Linked DNA regions of Homo sapiens: region 2 is linked to region 1. Evidence: chromatin loops called from intact Hi-C (ENCODE). Cell type or tissue: CD4-positive, alpha-beta T cell. All regions are shown on one strand. Links, peaks and the distances in the headings refer to the core of each region. The heading gives the core; the rest is flanking DNA. Region 1 overlaps CFAP20DC-DT (CFAP20DC divergent transcript). Region 2 overlaps CFAP20DC-DT (CFAP20DC divergent transcript).

Region 1 (8,723 bases), core at 325-8,324:
CAGCAAGATAGTGTTGCCTGAGGCTCAAAGCCTGAAGCCTGATTTCTCTGTGTTTACAAAGGTGGGTGATGATTCAGTGACTGTTTGTCCCTCCAGATCTATTTTTCTCTCTTCTTCTTGTTGTCTGCCCAGGAGGCTGAGCCCGAGGACAGGTCAGTGAGTTCCCTTACTTTCTGGTTTCCAGCTGGCCTCAGCCTATGGCAGCCCAGCAGAGTCTAGGAAGGAGGGAACGATGGGTCCAGGGCTTTGTTCCCTGCCTCTCTCCCTGCAGGGTCACCACAGCCTGGCAGTATCCCCTGACAAAAGATTGCTGCCCATTTTAACATGGCTTGTTCTTAAACCCTCCCCTTGTCCCTTCAAGCCTGGAAATGGTGACAGCTCTCCCTTTACAAGCCCTGGGTCAGTGTGTTGCCCTTGTGGTTCCCCTGTACCCATACTTAGCTGATTGTCCCTTTATGACACCCACTTGGATTATCCTGCTTTGATAGGTCATACCTCTCCTGTGGAGACCCTGACTAGTATAATTATCATGGATTAGTTGTTATAGATAGACCCACATCAACTGAGACTTTCTCCTTGGCTTCATCAAAGATTGAAGGGGAATTGATAGGTAGGCGGTCTCTGTACCACCTTGCACCATGCATGTACACCAGTGAGTAACACGTGTGTTCCCCAATCTGGAGAATATCTTTCTATGGAATAAACCCCACCATTCTTTGTGTAGGATTCAAGCTGGACTGGAGTGCCACTCAACTTTCCCATCCTATTTCCTTCCACACACTCTTGCTTACCGACAAATAACCATGCTATTTCCTGTTCTTGCCCCGTAATTTCCCAACTTTCGTCTGTATTTAGACCATTTATTCTGCTTAGAAAGAATACCTCCTCCATCTCCTCATTAAATCTGGTCACGGTTCTGATGTTGCCTTCTCCCTGAAGCCAACACTAATATGCTTGGCACTCTTAATATTGTCTTGACCTCCCCCAAACTCTGGGTATCATTCCCTCCATGTCTCCCATGGGGTGCAGGGTGGCAGAGGGTCAGACTTGCCCAGGCCCCTGGCTGAGCCTCACCTTGGAACCTTGCACATAGACCTTTGGCCTCTTTCTTTTTGAGATGGAGTCTTGCTCTGTTGCCAGGAGTGCAATGGCACAATCTTGGGTCACTGCAACTACAGCCTCCTGGGTTTGAGTGATTCCCCTGCCTCAGCCTCCCAAGTAGCTGGGACTACAGGTGCGTGCCACCACACCTGGCTAATTTTCTTGTATTTTTAGTAGAGACGAGGTTTCACCACGGTGGCCAGGATGGTCTCGATCTCCTGACCTTGTGATCCGCCCCCCTTGGCCTCCCAAAGTGCTGGGATTACAGGCATGAGCCACTGTGCCCAGTGACCTTTGGCCTCTTTAATCCATCTCTGACACCCCATGGCCCTTACTCTGTGGAGGTCATCCTGTTCTAGCTTGTTTTATAATCGTGACTTTTCTCTTGGATTATACCAAAGCCCCACGCATTCATTTATTCATTTAACACATAATGATTAAACCTACAAAGTACTGGGTGCATGCTAGGTGCTGAATAGATAGTGATACACGAAATAACCTGATTCCTAGGCCCAGGGAGCTTACTACCTGAAGAAAACTATAGAAACCCTTTGAGACTACACCCTTTTCAAGAGAGGTATGAGCTCGAGAGTCCCCATCAATAATTTACTTGCACACACACATAATTGTATAGCAGCCACTGGTTTACAGTTTGTGATGAAAGTGCCCTAGTTGTTAAGAACATCCTTCCCTGGGAGATGGCCTCCGTGAGGGGCAGTAGAGGAGAATGGTTAAAAGGCAAGTCAGGCTGTACTCACAGCTCTGATCATTCACTTTCAGCAAACACAGCACTTCTGAGCCTTAATTTCCTTAGCTGTAAAATGGGTTTGTTCTCTCCATATACTTTTCTCAGAGGTTTGTGAGGAGTCAAAATACTGCCTACAAAGGTTTGTAATGGTGCCCATCACAAAATAAGTGCTCAGTATGTATCAGTGGTGGTTGTGAGGGGAGTGGCTATCAGCTTATGGAAGTCTAGACATTGGATCTCTAAATACAGGCAAGATTCGTATTTGCTTGGGACCATCTAGGTTCAACTCACACGGAAAATCTTCCAGGTGCCAGGGCTGTGATTGTAAACAAGCTGGAAGGAAAATACACAGTAAACACACCAGAGGAGGAGCTGTGGAAGGAGCTGGAAGGGGTTCCGAGCAAACAGGGACTGCCACAGCCTGAGGACAAGTCCACCCCAGAAACTCATATGTACGCTCTACTAAGATTCTGTTCTTGAAACATTTTCTTGTCTAGAAACACAGAGGATTATGTAGGTTCTCAACAGATGTTTACTGCATTGAGTCCATTGTGTGTGCATAACACCACAGACCCAATTTAGGGATGGTGGTTGTTGTAAGCTTTATTAAAAATAGGCTATCATTCCTGCCTTAAGACAATTTCCAGCAGGCACATTAATGTGACTCATCTTTTTATCTTGATCAAAGGCAGGTAATTTATAACCCAGGGGACATTGTAGAAGTAACTACTATTTTTAAAATTACCAGAGGGCAGAAAAGTATTAGTTGGTGGGATTGCTTTGGGTCTTTCATCTTGGGTGACTAGATATACCTTCATTTCAAGGGGAGGAGGGTGGAGAGGACAAGAAGAGTCCCTATTCTGGCTTTCCAGAAAGAGCCTGTCTTCATGGAAGCCCATGGCTATACTTTGTGCTGCCCCTTTGTAAGAGGGAGAGACTGAATTTCCTCAATAAAAATCACAGCTGCCTCTTTAAACATCTACTTTGTGTGAGCAGAATTGAACAGATAGTATATGACTTATTAGCTCTTTCTGACAAGAACCATCTGATGTAGGTACAGTTTTCCCCTTTAACACCCTAAGACCCTGAGGCCTAGAGAGTTCAAGTTCTTTGCCCAAGGTCACCCAACGGATGAATAGTGCAGGTGGAATCCAGATCCAGGTCTACTTGCCACCCAAGCTCACTTTTTATGCTATCTCACCTGCCTCTCCAGACACTTCTATGGAAGGTATTTGGTTAGGTTGATTTGACATTGTAAGTATCTAATCACATATTCCCTGGAATTCTCTATTCACTGCCACTTAGAACAATGACTATTATTCTCAAGATACTTGAGGCCCCCTGCTGTACCCTAAAGAGTCCTATAAAACATTAACAAGCAATCAATGAGAAAATTTGCATGTTTCAGTACAAGAAAGGGCTCTGAATCTCTTGTCATCACTCTGCTGTATCTCAGCACTGTCCATGTTTGTTTTTATATTTGTTCGTCTGTTCACCAACCACCTCTCCAACTAGACGGTAAACTCCATGAGGCAGGAACCAAAACTGTGGTGTTCACCTGTCTATACTGGGTGTGCCTAGCAATAAACATTTTCTGAATAAATAAATTCTCTCTGAATGGGTAATCCCCACGTAATGCGCATGGTTTAAGTCTATTTACCAGAATTTTTGAGCAAATAGTTCTATCCTTTTTGACACATTTTCCACAGTTTGTATAATTTATTCATAGAATCCTTCTTAGACTACTAATAAATTCCTATGGGACATAGTCCTTTTATATGCGGAGGAATCCACCACCATGAAATGTTCACAAGAAATGACTTTTAAAATTTTATTTGTGGCCATGCTGATTATGAATTTCTGAATTATGTCTGGGCTGCTCTTTTTCTCGGAATATGCAAAGTGGGATACTGGCATCTCTGTATCTGGAGAGTTACAGCTTCTGAGTTAAAAGATGAATGGGAAGTAGCAGGAGAGGGAGAGATCAGAAATCTCCACTCCCTGAAACACAGACACTTCACATACCCAGGAGGTAAATTCCTGGCATGAATTGTAACAAGTATACACAGGCATTTGTACATTGTTTGCTTATGTGCTAGATGACATGGCAGTCTATGAACAGGGGCCCCACATCTGCAGGCAGGACATTCAGCCCTGTATCTTGCCACTACCATGAAATCTGAGGTTCTTTCATTTTTGTTTTTCTATTCTGATGAGATTGAGGTACACTGACTCACTGGTAAAGAAGACAATTTATTTGTGAACTTGTAGTCACTCCATTTGACGGCCTCCCTCTACTCACTGAGGCACAGCACGTGTGGAACAGGAAAAAGGCCTCTGGAGAGCTTGTGTTCCACTGGTTTCTTTGACTTTTGCCAACCAACTTTGCAAATGTTCTCAAAAGGCATTCATTACCTCTGCAGGTGTGAAATAACTCTGCAGTTCAAGGGTTTGTGAAATCACGTGAAACAGCTGAAAGCTGTTCTGGCAAAGCGACCAGAGTCAGAGTTAGCTGTCACCAAGCCACATCCTGGCTTAAACGATGTTATTTATATCTAACTGCACTCGACTCCTCCCAAAGCCTTCTGTTGAGCACCAAAACCTCACCACAGTTTCACTCTTAGCCTTTCTTTTGTGTGAAGACAAAAAAGGTTGCTTTTATAAATCTCTGTTTGAGCCCAGATGGAGTGCATTTCATGCAGGAAAATGTTGCTTATAGTGAAGTGGATGAAATAATTGCTGGGATTTCTGGGCATGCTCCACAAACCCAGAAGACTGGAGGTGAACGGGCAGGGAGAAGAGATTCCGTTGCTTTCTCATTCCTTTATTTGTGACTCTCCCTGGAAAGAGGAAAATGTAGGCATATGTAGATCAATGTGTCATTACAAAGGCTCAGTGTTCTTAGTCATAAAATGGGAGGAAGAACAGTACCCACTTCCCAGAATTGGTGAGGACCCCTGAACGGGTGCATGCCAGCTTCTCGCACAGCCCTACCAGGTAATGAGCTCCACTGTGTAGCCATCACTACTCAGAGTTAATCCGTGAAAGAGTGTGTGGGAGGAGGATAGGCCTTAGATTCCAAAGGGTGGAAATCAGTGGAAAGAGGCAGGATCTGATCATGCCTAGACCAGATGCTTCCAAGCCAGGCAGGCAATAGATGGTTAAAAGCCAAAATGCCTGCCCCTTTGGTGAAGGTTCTCATTGGTCTAAGGCATCCTGGCCAACTGACACATGATATCATGTAACGTGTTTTCCTGGGGCCCAGAAGCTTCTATGTGCAGCTTCTTTAAAGACCAAAACTGCAAGACTTTGAGTTTTGATATCTCAATATGATTTTGAAAAAATCATGGTAAAATATATATAACATAAAATTTACCATTTCTAAGTGTACAGTTCAGGGGTGTTAAGTATGTTTGCATTGTTGTGTACCCAACCACCTGAACTCTTCATCATGTAAAACTAAAGCTCTGTATCCATTACGTAAGTCCTTATTTCCCCTGGTTGCCAGGGAGCCCCTGACAACCACATCAGTTTGCTTTTTGATGACCTTATTATTTGTTTTATATATTTTTGTGATTTGTGTTTGTGGGAGTTTTTAAACAGGGGTGGGGTGGAGGTAGATCTAGAACTTATGTATTTTAGTGACCTAAATATGAAATCTTTCTAGAGTGGCAAATAGAGATATTTATTTCTCATGTCTGCCCTGGAAATAGAATTAATTTGCCATTTCAGAAATGAACCACACTGCTTTTGTCAGACTTTTCAACCTCATTCCCACATTGGAAGGCTATATGGCTTGCTGGTGAGATAACAGCCATGGTTCGGCTGAATCACTGCATTAATGATTCTAAAATATTCCCATCTAATCCCCTGTAGCTGAAGAGGATAAACACATACTGGCAAGGACTTGACAGTATGGGGACTAGCAATAGGCAGTTTGTCAAATGCAAAAATGGTTTGGAAGGGTCAAGGTTTAGCTAAAAAAAAATTCGGGCAAACTTTTCATTTATCCATGTTTCCTTTAATATTTATATTAAAATTGTTTAGTTACCCTTCAAACACATAAAACTTGTAAGTAAAATGGAGTCTGTAAGACGATCTATATTGTCCACATTTTCACTGACTCCCAGTATACCAATATAAAATATAACATATTTGAAATCTTAAATTATTAATCACCTTTTTACCCATGTTCAGATTAACTGGGTAATCTAAAAATAGGAGGGAGTACCTTATGTGCAATTTTTGGGGAAGTTCAGGAGCATGCTCTTGAAGAATTGCTGATAAAGTGTGTAATTGTCCCATGACCACCATCACATCCCAGGGGAGAGCCTTATGTTTGGTTAATAAAAGAAGGCAGGATCTGGTCTCTTTTTAAAAAGACTCCAGCCTTAATTATGATTCATTTATTTAAAGATAGCCCCTGCCACCTAGTCTTATCTTGGCTCTGAAAATAAACAAATATCACATGCTTCCAACAGGAAAAGGTTTGAATGACCTTTATAAGGCAATTTACCTTTGACTAGATAAGAAGAGATGTGCATTGTACTTTCCAACCACAGAGGTAAATTTCCAGCCCTCCTCCAGTGTACAGGATGAAGTAACACTAATTCTACCTAAGATAACATTCTTCATTGAACACATATATACAGATGTCCTACTATATATTAGGTGCTAGGACTATAGCACTATCAACAAACTATTCTATCAAGGCCTTGGTCTGATAAGATTCACATTCTTGGGTGGGAAAAATATGGCAAAAAAGTGAATACATAAAATAATTTTAAAGACTGATATGTGCAACAAAGAAAATATATCCCAAGGGTATGACTGAGTTTGCCTGCTTTAATTGGGTGGTCAAGGATAGCCTTTCTGAGGCGGTGACATTTAAATGATCTTTACAACAAGAAGAAGCCATCATGTGAATATGAGGGAGAAAAGATTTCTAGACAGAGGGAACTACTCATGCAAAGGCCTTGAAATAGAACCAGCTTGTTTTGTTGTTTTGTTTTGAGAAGCCAAGAGAGTGGCAATACAGTTAAATCTTGAAGAGGAAGGGCTTGTGAACTCAGGGCAGAAGAGAGATAGACAGAGGCCGGAACATGTGGGATCCCAAGGCAAAAAGTTTGGCATTCATACCAACAGCAATGGGAAACCCTTAACGGAGTTTGAGCAAGAGAGGCATGATGTGAAGTCTTTGAGATGACCATACTGCTAGCTCTGTAAAAACAGACTTCGGGAGTCATTTGGAAGACTCTTACACTTGTCCAGGTGTAAGAAATCCTGGCTTAGACTAAGGTGGCCACAGTGAGAAGGGAAGGAAATGGCAGAGCTCAGGATTTAACAGTAGAACTATGATGGTTAATTTCATGTTAACTTGGGTGGGCCACAGTGCCAAGATATTTGGCCATCCATTATCTGAGATGATTCTGTGAAAGTGGTTTTTTGGATGAGATTTATTTTTAAATGGGTAGGCTTTAAGCAAAGTAGATTATCCTCCATAACGTGGGTGGGTGTCATCCAATCAGTTGGTTTCCTTATTAGAGCAAAAACTGACCGACCTCCTCTGAGCAAAAAGAAATTCTGCCAGCAAACTGCCTTTGGATTTGAGCTACAACTCTATCCTGGGGCTCCAGCCTGCTGGCCTAACCTGCCTTGCACCTTTAGAATTGCATGAACCAATTAATTAAATTATCTCTCTCTCGTTCTCTTTCTCCTCTCCCTGTCCCATCTCCCCCTGCCCCTCTGTATGCACATACATCCTGTTGGTTCTGTTTCTCTGGAGAACCTTGGGATTCACTGATGGATCAGAAAGAGAGGAATCAAGTAATGCCCAGGGCACTGTCCAGTAGAAACAGAATACAAGCGATATATATATATGTATAAAAAGAACTTTAAGTCTTTTTAGCAGCCACATTAAAAACTGTACAAATAAACAGGTAAAGTTTTTATAACATACAGTATTTTACTACACCAATATATCTAAAAATGTTATTTCAGTATATAATCCATAGGAAAATTATTCCTAAGACTTTTACATTCTTTTTATCATACTAAGTCTTTGAAACTCAGTGTATATTTTACACTTAAAGCCTTTCTCAATTCAGGCCAGCCCCATTCTGAAGCGCTCACTAGCCAATGTTTTGGGCGGTACAGGTCTGGTTGGCCTCCTAGCTGAGCATACAAGAACCTAGCAGGTGTTCTGACCAGGCTTGAACCCTTTTATGCAGCAGTTTCCCTCTGAACAGGCAGGAAGGCTGTTCTTTTTGTCTCAAAAGGCAGAACTGTGAAAACTGCTATTCTCCCTTTGGTGACCTCCATATAAAAAGTTTCATGACTGTCTGTGAAGCCGGTGGGCCCATAGCTATGACTCTGCCCTTACAAGGGCTAGGCTTCCTCACTCAGAAGGTCATTCAGAAGATGAGGTCTTGGAGTCTCTTTCATCTATGTCTTCTCTGGAGTCTCGGTGTTTGTGAGACATCTCTTGCCCCAGAGCCGGTAGCGGGCAACCAGTATCAATATAAAAAGAAACACAAGTAGACTATGTTTTTAAGCCAAACGAAGGCAAATGACTCCATAGGATTTTGTAAACAGAGAGTTGGTTTGAACATGCCAAACTCACTAGAACAGACAAGTAGTAGGCATTCACAGTGCGAGTGGCTATTTCATTTAACAAAACATCATGTTTCATTAATTAATGTTAATTACATTGGTTTGGTAGGTTTGCTAATTTCTAATTTGTGTTCTTTGTGATGATATAACAGCAGATAATATCATTATATTTTTATATTATCTAGGTCTCTGTAAAATTAGCTGACATTGGGAGTCCATGAGACAGTTCTTCCTTTTAAAGGGGGTCTTTAAATGTACCCAC
Region 2 (8,723 bases), core at 462-8,461, 63 kb after region 1:
GGCTGTGGCTGTTACTTCTCTTGCTGTTCTTGCTATGACCTTCTTAGGACCAAGTGTGGCAGGCACACATCATAGATTCAGACAGACCTTGAATGTGTGATCTGGGGAAACTGAGGACTTGCTGAGCTTTCGTCTCCTTGCCTTTCCTATCTTTTCCTGAGGTACAGTGTGTGGGAGCACAGATGACAGGATCCCAGGAGACCCAAATGAGAGAAGGAGACGATTTTGTTTTGGTGGTAAAGCAGTAACACATTGATTTCAAATATTTATCCCAAATTCCTTCCCAATGAGTAGACTGTCTTTGTGGTTTATTAAGGGGGAACAAACATCCCTAGTAAACATGAATTCAGCAAATATTTATGAAGCAACTTCTCCATGATAAGCATGGGGCTAAATGTTGTGGATAAATACATAAGAGGCTGCCAGTATCTTTGGAGCTCATAGTGAGATAAGACATTTCTCAAGCCGTCTTCCTCAATCACCTGGGGAGCAAGTGAAAAGCACAGATTCATGGAACGCATCCCGGTCTGACTGAATCAGAATCACTGAGGGTGTTGGTGGGAGTGGGAGGGGGCAGAAATGTATATATTGAAAACACAGACCAGCTGATTTGCTCCAATCACATCCACACAGATCAAAACTACCATACTGTTCTATTTCCCCTATTTAGATGACTTGCATTAATTACATAAACTGATTATTTGGGGATGCATGGCTGTGACCTGACAGTAGGGAAGAAACTCAACATGGAAAGAAGTCACAATGTATAGTTCCTTACATGCAAGTGTGAGTTTTATCTTCTTCCTCCTGCAGTGCCTGTCAGAAGACTGGCTGAGTGAAAGGTTGCTCTGACAGAGGCTAGCCTGGGAGGAGGAAAACTTGAAACCTTATCTCAAATCAGCTAATAATTCACCCTGCTCTCTGGTTCATCTTGTTGAGAGGTGAAGCCAGCTGGACTTCCTATGTTGAGTGGGGACCTGGAGAACTTTTCTATCTAGCTAGAGGATTGTAAATGCACCAACGAGCACTCTGTGTCTAGCTAAAGATTTGTAAACACACCAGTCAGCACTCTGTAAAAACGCACCAATCAGTGCTGTCTGTCTAGCTAAAGGTTTGCAAACGCACCAATCAGCACTCTGTGTCTAGCTAAAGGTTTGTAAATGCACCAATCAGCACTCTGTAAAAACGCACCAATCAGCACTCTGTAAAATGGACAGATCAGCATTCTGTAAGATGGACCAATCAGCAGGATCTGGGCGGGGCCAAATAAGGGAATAAAATCTGGCCACCTGAGCCAGCAGTGGCAACCTTCTGAGGTCCCCTTCCACGCTGTGGAAGCTTTGTTCTTTTGCTCTTCACAATAAATCTTACTGCTGCTCACTCTATGGGTCCGCACTACCTTTATGAGCTATAACACTCGCTGTGGAGGTCTGTGGCTTCACTCCTGAAGTCAGTGAGACCACGAACCCACGGGGAGGAACAAACAACTCCAGACGCGCCACCTTTAAGAGCTGTAACACTCACTGCGAAGGTCTCCGGCTTCACTCCTGAAGTCAACAAGACCACGAACACACCGGAAGAAAGAAACTCAGGACACATCTGAACATCTGAAGGATCAAACTCTGGACACACCATCTTTAAGAGCTGTAACGCTCACTGCGAAGGTCCAGGGCTTCATTCTTGAAGTCACCAAGACCAAGAACCCACCGGAAGGAATAAATTCCGGACACATTGTGATTTGTACAGCTAGGAAGGATGGGCTGGGTGAGTGCAATATGCCCTTCCTGTGAACATGCAGAACCCAGCGAACAACTTGTAGCACTGGAAGTTGAAGGTTGGTGGTGACGAGTAGTTGAGTAGTGTTTCATGTCTAGAAAGCCAAACCTCACAGAATGATCTCAGAAAGATAAAAATGAGTAAAATTGAAGATACTCTCCTATTGGCCAGTTAAATATATAGAAAGAGAATTTAAGAAAGAGCATAATCCAAGTTGTCTCCCAGGAAGTGTGGATTTCATGGAATTCTCTGTTAATTCAAGCATATTTATGGAGTATCTGTTCCATGTTTATGTCAGGCGCTGTGCCAGGTGCCAGCACTGTTTGGGGATGGACCCTATTAGCATAATTCTGCAGATGAGCCCAGATTACTCATTACCTAACACCCTGGTGTTCTCTCCTCCTTCCTGGGAAAGCAGAAAGAGAAGGTTGGACTATGCAGAGTGGTGGCGGCGGAGCATCAGTTGAGCTCTTCTCTGCATGAAGCCCGCACCTTCAAAGGTAGAACTCACTTCCCATCAGAGAAGCCACGTGTATATGGATTCAAACTAAAAGCTTTCTATCATATTGCCTTTTAACATTTCTTGCGGCTTTTAGAAAGGGGAGAGAGAATCGGATTGGGTGACAACACTTCTAATGGAGTCTTTACTTTTGGTGGTTTCTGAAGGAAAAAATCATTGTACATGCTCGCTATGAAATGCTTTCTGTCTTGGAATGTCAGTTGGCTTTTTTTTTAGTCACAGAGACTCATTTACAGCACTGTGATCCCGGGCTCTGGAGCAGGTGGACCGAGGGTTCCAAGATCATTTGGCATGGCCTCTGCCGTGTGCTGAAATTTAGGAGGGATGGTTCCCAGGCAACACCGTACTACAGAAGAGTCCCACAGTGGTTCTAACTCTAAGTGGGCTAGCATATGACCAAATAACTAACCAGTCTCTTATTGCTGGGTTGATTCTCTGTCCAGCTGTCCAGAACCCTCTTGCTACCCCCACCTCCACTGAGTCTCTGGGAGAGTTTGATCAACTTTGCCTTGTTTCCAAGTTCTCTTTCGCAGTGAACATCAAACACATTTATCAACACTAATTACAAAGTTATTTCTGACCCCCCGAAGAAAAGCTTAGAAAATACAAGAAAGCACAAAGAAGAAGAAAAGCACTATTCCTCCTTTCATTTTTCTATAACAAATATTTTCCATATGATTTTTTTTTCTTTTTTTCTGAATCAGGGATCTTATTGCACACACTGTGCTGTAATTACTTTTCACTCAACAGTATATCTGGAACATTTTCCCCACCTTTATATCTTTTACAACAGGAGTTTTAGAGCTGCACGTTATTCTATTGTATTGATGTGCCTTATCCTATAGAACCATGCCCTTTTGTTAGAAGTTTAGAGAGCTTTTTTCCCCTTCTAACATTTGTCTATTATATAGAGACTATCCTTTCATTCAATTCTTTTTGCACATCTGTGATTTTTTCCCCCAGGATAAAATTTTCAAAGTGGAATTGCTGGGTTAATCAGGCCTTTTAAAGTTTTATGGGCTTGAATCATCGACAATTGTTTGAGGATACCATTGGATTAAACCCTGTGCACTGCAGATGGAGGAGGTGATGGATTCTAATCTTTAGTGATTTGTTAGGTCAAAATGGTGTCTAATTGTTACAAAAGTTTCATTGTTTTGATAGGTAGGGATTTTCAAGTGTTTTACTCTTAGGCTCACTGAATTTTTGTGTGTTTCCCCTTATTATTTTTATTGATTACTGTTGTTTTTTTGTATTGTCCATTGTAATTAAAGTATCTTTTCATTTTAAACTCTTAATTCACACAGTAAATTGTTCACAGGCTTTTTGTCTGACTTTGGTATTTAACAATAAGGTTTTCATTTCATTTTTATGATGCCAAATATTTTAAAAATCTTTTCCAGAATCTCTTTCTTTTTGATTCTTTCATCCTAAGAGTGAGTAAATATGCTCCTATACTCTTTTAGTTCTTTTAAGATCTAATTTATTAAAACCTGTTAATTCCCCTAAAACTTATTTGGATATATAAGAAACTTATATATATAAAACTTATTTGTCAGGAGGGATCTAAGGGCCATTTATGAAATTTCTTTTTCACTGATTTACATGCCTCCTTTGTCTATATTATGTACATATTTTAAGATTTAATTCATTTTCTATTTTTTTCTGCCTACCTACTTTTAGGTCAATGCAATCGTTTTAGTTACTATGACTTTTAAATAGTTCATATTCCCTTGGGTTTTTTTTCTTTTGATTTTGAGAGTATTTCTTAATTTCTACCTTTATTTCTGCTTTTTAATGTGTGACTTCTCTCCTCCGATTATATAGGTGAATGATTTTTATAAATGTTCCCAGAGTGCTTAAGCCTTCATTCCCAGCTGATTCACCCTCATATTGTCCTAACTCACACCATGTAAGGCTTCTGTTTCAGGACAGGGGCCTCTACTAAGTGCCAGTTAATACATATTAATGTGAAACATGAATAATTGTTAATTATCATTTCTCTTACACTATTTTTAAAAAAATCCTCTCCATTCTTACTATATTTCTAGCCTTCTCTCTCTTCCTAATTGTACCATGTTTGTCTCTCCACCTATACAGTTAAATATCCCAGACTCTTGAAGGAGATATACTTTCCCAAGTTGGATTATATTTCTTTTTTCATCCTATGGGAATTGGAAAGTACCCATGTGTTCTCAAACTTTCTCTAAAGACCCAAAAGATATAAATCTGAGCAGTAATCTCAAGCTATAATTTGCCATGCAGTTCCATTTGATCTCAGCAGAGAGAAACAAATACTGTTCTCCTAGGTCCACTTCCCTGATGAGTGTCTCGGTGATCTATGCTAGAAACCACCATCTCCTTGACTATAGGGGTTACGTACAAAGAAAATGTATTTCTTTCCAGCTTCCCTCCACAAGTTGAAAGACAGATTTTACATTAGAATATAATGTAACACTGTTGGGGGCCTACAATAAATTAAAAAGTTAGCAAATAGGATTTGCAAGTAAGTTTTCCATCCCTTTAGTTTCACATTTCCCCCGACACTCGACTTTTCAGTGTCCCAGAGTGTCTATCACTGTTGGGTTTCTCTTAGATGCTGTGAGTTAATGCAGAAATGATCTAAGAAGCAATGTGGCATCGTGGTTAACAGCAGGGGTTGGTAAGTTGGTTCTGTAAAAGGCAGATAATAAACGTTTTTTGCTTTACGAGTGATACTCCCTGTTGCAACTACCCAACTGTCATTGTAGTGAAAAATAATCATGCACAATATGTAAATAAATAAGTATGGCTGTGTTTCTACAGAACTTTTTACTGAAATGGGTGAGGAGCTGCATTTGGCTCATGGGATGTAGTTTGCTGCTCCCCAATTAACATTGCAGGTTTTGCGGCCAGCTTGCATGTTCTGGCTCTGTTCCTCACTTTCTAGGTCCACAATGTTAGGTAAGTTTCTTAGCCTCCCTGTGCCACAGCACTACATCCAGAGTGAGGATAATTATAGAATTTACTGTAAAGGGTCGTTATGAGGCTTGAATGAATTCATGCAAATAAACCCCTTAGAATTTATGTGCCGGGAACATCATAAGCCCTAAACTAAGTGTTTAATGTTGTTTTCACTAGGGACCAGTATACTTCATAGATCACAGATAAATTTGTCAGGAGAAGAACATTTTAAGCTAGTTTTAAATACGTTATTAATAAACCCTTCCTTTTCTCTTAATTTCTATTGTTTAGACCTTGGATCCACTCCCAGCCCTCCCAGCATCACATCTTAAAATGTGAATGAAAAAGTCTAACTGCTGCTTGCTGGTGTTTTATTTCCCAAAGAGAAAATCACAGAGGCAACAGCAGTCTTCCCGGGGTACTTTATAACACAGAAAACAAGGTCTGCTTTGTTATGGCTACAGAGAAGCTCATCCCATACATTTCTTTTCACATGGTTTGCCAGTCCAGATCTATTTACTCCATGGCTTCCTGGCTAATTATTTCCAGCATGGCACTGATTGAGCTGTTAATAAAGTGTGAAGGTGCCTTGCAGATATATTCTCAGCCTTAAAGAAGCGGATCTGTGTTGCAAACTGCAAACTGCTGTGTCCTCCGATCCCCCCAATATTCTGGTGATAGCATCTCCAATTGTAAAATTAATCAAACCTTTCTCAGTGACAGAAATGTTAATTTAAAATTTTTGTCACAATTACCGAGAGTGTTATTGCAGCTTCTGACTTGTAATTAATTTCTTCTTCCTTCTCTCCATCACTGGGTTAGACTCCTTTGTAATAGTGATAAATGAAATAGCTGCCTGACCTTTTTTTTATTTAAAATAAATTACTTTACAAGAAAAAAATTAACTTCAGGTAATCAACACCTTCAGATAAACAGGGGAACATGGGACGTAAGGTACTTTATTGTTTCTCTCTCTCTTTCTCCCTTTTTAATTTGTGTGTCTTCAGTGATTGAAATGACAAATGGTGAAAGGGTGAAGTGAGTCTACTTTTATGGCCGTGTTCCTGTGTGGAACTAATTTAGGTTGTGGTGTTGGTTTTTATGAGAACTGGGGAACACTAACAAAATCAGAGTATGATACTAAGGAAAAATTGTAAATTAGAATTAAAGATCACCTCAAGGGGGAAAGAGGAAGCAAAATGTTGTCTTTACTTGAGCAATAACTGGAAAGTTTAGCTCAGTATGAACCTGTCCCTTGCTATTCCAAGTGTGGGCTGCAGACCAGCCACATTGGTAATATCTGGGAACTTGCTAGAAATGCAGAATCTCAGGCCCTGTCACCCTAGTTGCACTAAATCAAATGAGACCCCCGTGCAATTTATATACGTACTGGAGGTTGGAAAACACCATGGGCCCAGATTTAGAGTTGGAATGTCTGTGGAGGCAGTTACAAGTGAGGCTTGTCAACAAATAGCAAAGCTTATGGCATACCACCACTGTGCGAAGAGTAAGAGAACCACTGTGCATATTTGAAATTAAGAACATGCACAAGGGATGAAAAAGGATACTTAGAAATAGGAATTGCTTTTCTAGTCCCCCTGCAAGAGGGCCAGATTTGGTACAACTATCAGAATTGTCAGCTTTTGAAGGGCAGGAACTGTTCAGCTGTATCACAGTAGGAGGTCACCAAACATCTGACTGAGTTTGCAGAAAGAGTAATGGAATCGACTAGACCCCATGGTAAAAATCCAAAGCAGTTGGTTGAAAGATGTAAAATGCTTTCGTAGCGCAAGTGGGTTTGTTTGTTTAGCTAGAGTAATTGTGGTAGAATGAATGAGGATTTCCTGCTTCTTGAAATTGAATGATGGGGAATGAAAGAACATTTCCTGGCTGAGGTGCTAGAGACTAAGAACGACATGTAGGTGTAGAAACATTTATTGTGGACCTATGACAGTGATATGGCCTCCACCCTGGAGCAACTCATAGAGTCTGAGACATGGTAGGGCAACAGACTTAGTTTCTTTCTGGGACTCACTTTATCACTTCCTTTGGAATACATGGCTTTTCTCATTAATCATTTGGAATACATGACATTTAAGCTAAATATAGAGCTTAAATATTGGATTAATAATTAATATTTAGCTTAAATGTTTACCTCCAGATCTCAGCAGAAGTAAAGCTAATGAAGAGTAGTGCAATCCTGGGCCACATTCACATAAATTTGGACAGATTGGGACTTCATGACATTACTAGAAGTGTGCTTATTTGTCATGTTGCTATTAATAATCAAAGCAGTTAAAAATGCTGGCTTTTAAAACCCCATCCTCAGCAGAGTTTTGTGAATAAGGATTACATGTGCAATGTTTTTCTAGGGGAAGCAAGACTGGCTTGGGATCTTTGTTGTGAAACCCTCTGTCAAAATTAATTAAGTGAATCGTGTAATTAAAATTTATGCATCTAGATGGCCCCCAATGGCTTGTTTCTTAATATGGGATTAGTTCTGAAACATCTGAAATAGCAACAAAAAGACTAAATGGCATTTTTTGAGATAAAACTTAAAGCAGCTAAAAAACATTTGATTTAAGTGTATCTTAATGGCAGTTTTGGTTAGTATGGGATACTTCCCTCCTTTCAACTTTTATCGTATTAGGTGTAAATCCTCAGATTGGGGGCTCTAGAGACAACCTGGTATTATTTTAAAAACTAGGCCACATCACAAACAAACTTATTACAGGTGGCGAAGCTGGCAGGAGATAATTACCAGCCCCTGGGTTCACACGGAGGCACTCGCCGGCAGATTGGGTTCCTCTGGCCCTTGATAAACAGAGTTATCACTAAAATACACATGCTGGTGAATATATTATTTCATTCACCAAATAGAGATTTCAAATGACTTTGTAACACGCCAAATTAGGTTAATTATCTTATAAGAGTGTTTTGGAAAAACTCTAAATGTGCTGTAATGAGGCTGCAGAGGCCTTGGTATAAGCCGGCCTTTAAAAAACTATTTATTTAAAACTTATGTTTTGCTCCTGCCTTCTTTATTTCTCCTTGCCTTGAAGGGCTCCCAGAGAGTGTTCCTTGTGGCAACTTTTTTTCCTCCAGCCCAGTGCCGCTTTCACAGAGACCAAGACCCTATCAGAGTTTTACCCCTCCTACCTCACCCGTGGTAACCCACCACGTGTCCTGGGAGCTGTTCTAAGCCAGGACTCAAGCATTTCGGGTTCTTGAGAATTGCCACCCATTTGTCATCTTGATGTTTTGATAAAGACATCTCTGTTCAGCAGGGAGCCTCATAAGGGCAGAAGTGTTATCGGTGGAGGGTCTTGACTACGTACTGTCCAAGTCCTTGGCGTTTTGAACAAAGAATTGAACAAAACGCACAACGTAGCGGAGAAATGAAAAGGAGGAACAAAGCAGAGAAAGCAGGAATTTATGAAAGCGAGAAAGCACTCCACAGGGTGGGAGTGGGCCCCAGCAAGCG

What was found. Peaks named below come from ENCODE experiments on the same cell type or tissue, not always from the same donor. Only the 100,000 strongest peaks of a DNase experiment are listed, where the experiment ranks them.
Region 2: it touches region 1 in a loop (1.9-fold over the local background); 3 of 110 quality-filtered maps call a loop at or near these places.

The regions. Positions count from the first base shown.
Region 1 is chr3:59,447,186-59,455,908 of GRCh38, forward strand. All of the region lies in intron 5 of CFAP20DC-DT (CFAP20DC divergent transcript), which reads left to right. Among named protein-coding and RNA genes, the nearest start is that of CFAP20DC-DT, 360 kb to the left of the region's middle. In CD4-positive, alpha-beta T cell, for the core only: no CTCF peak of the experiment used is centred there; DNase peaks (open chromatin) are centred at 4,356 and 5,366; H3K4me3 peaks cover 354 bases; H3K27ac peaks cover 4,023 bases.
Region 2 is chr3:59,510,441-59,519,163 of GRCh38, forward strand. All of the region lies in intron 5 of CFAP20DC-DT (CFAP20DC divergent transcript), which reads left to right. Among named protein-coding and RNA genes, the nearest start is that of CFAP20DC-DT, 430 kb to the left of the region's middle. In CD4-positive, alpha-beta T cell, for the core only: no CTCF peak of the experiment used is centred there; no DNase peak of the experiment used is centred there.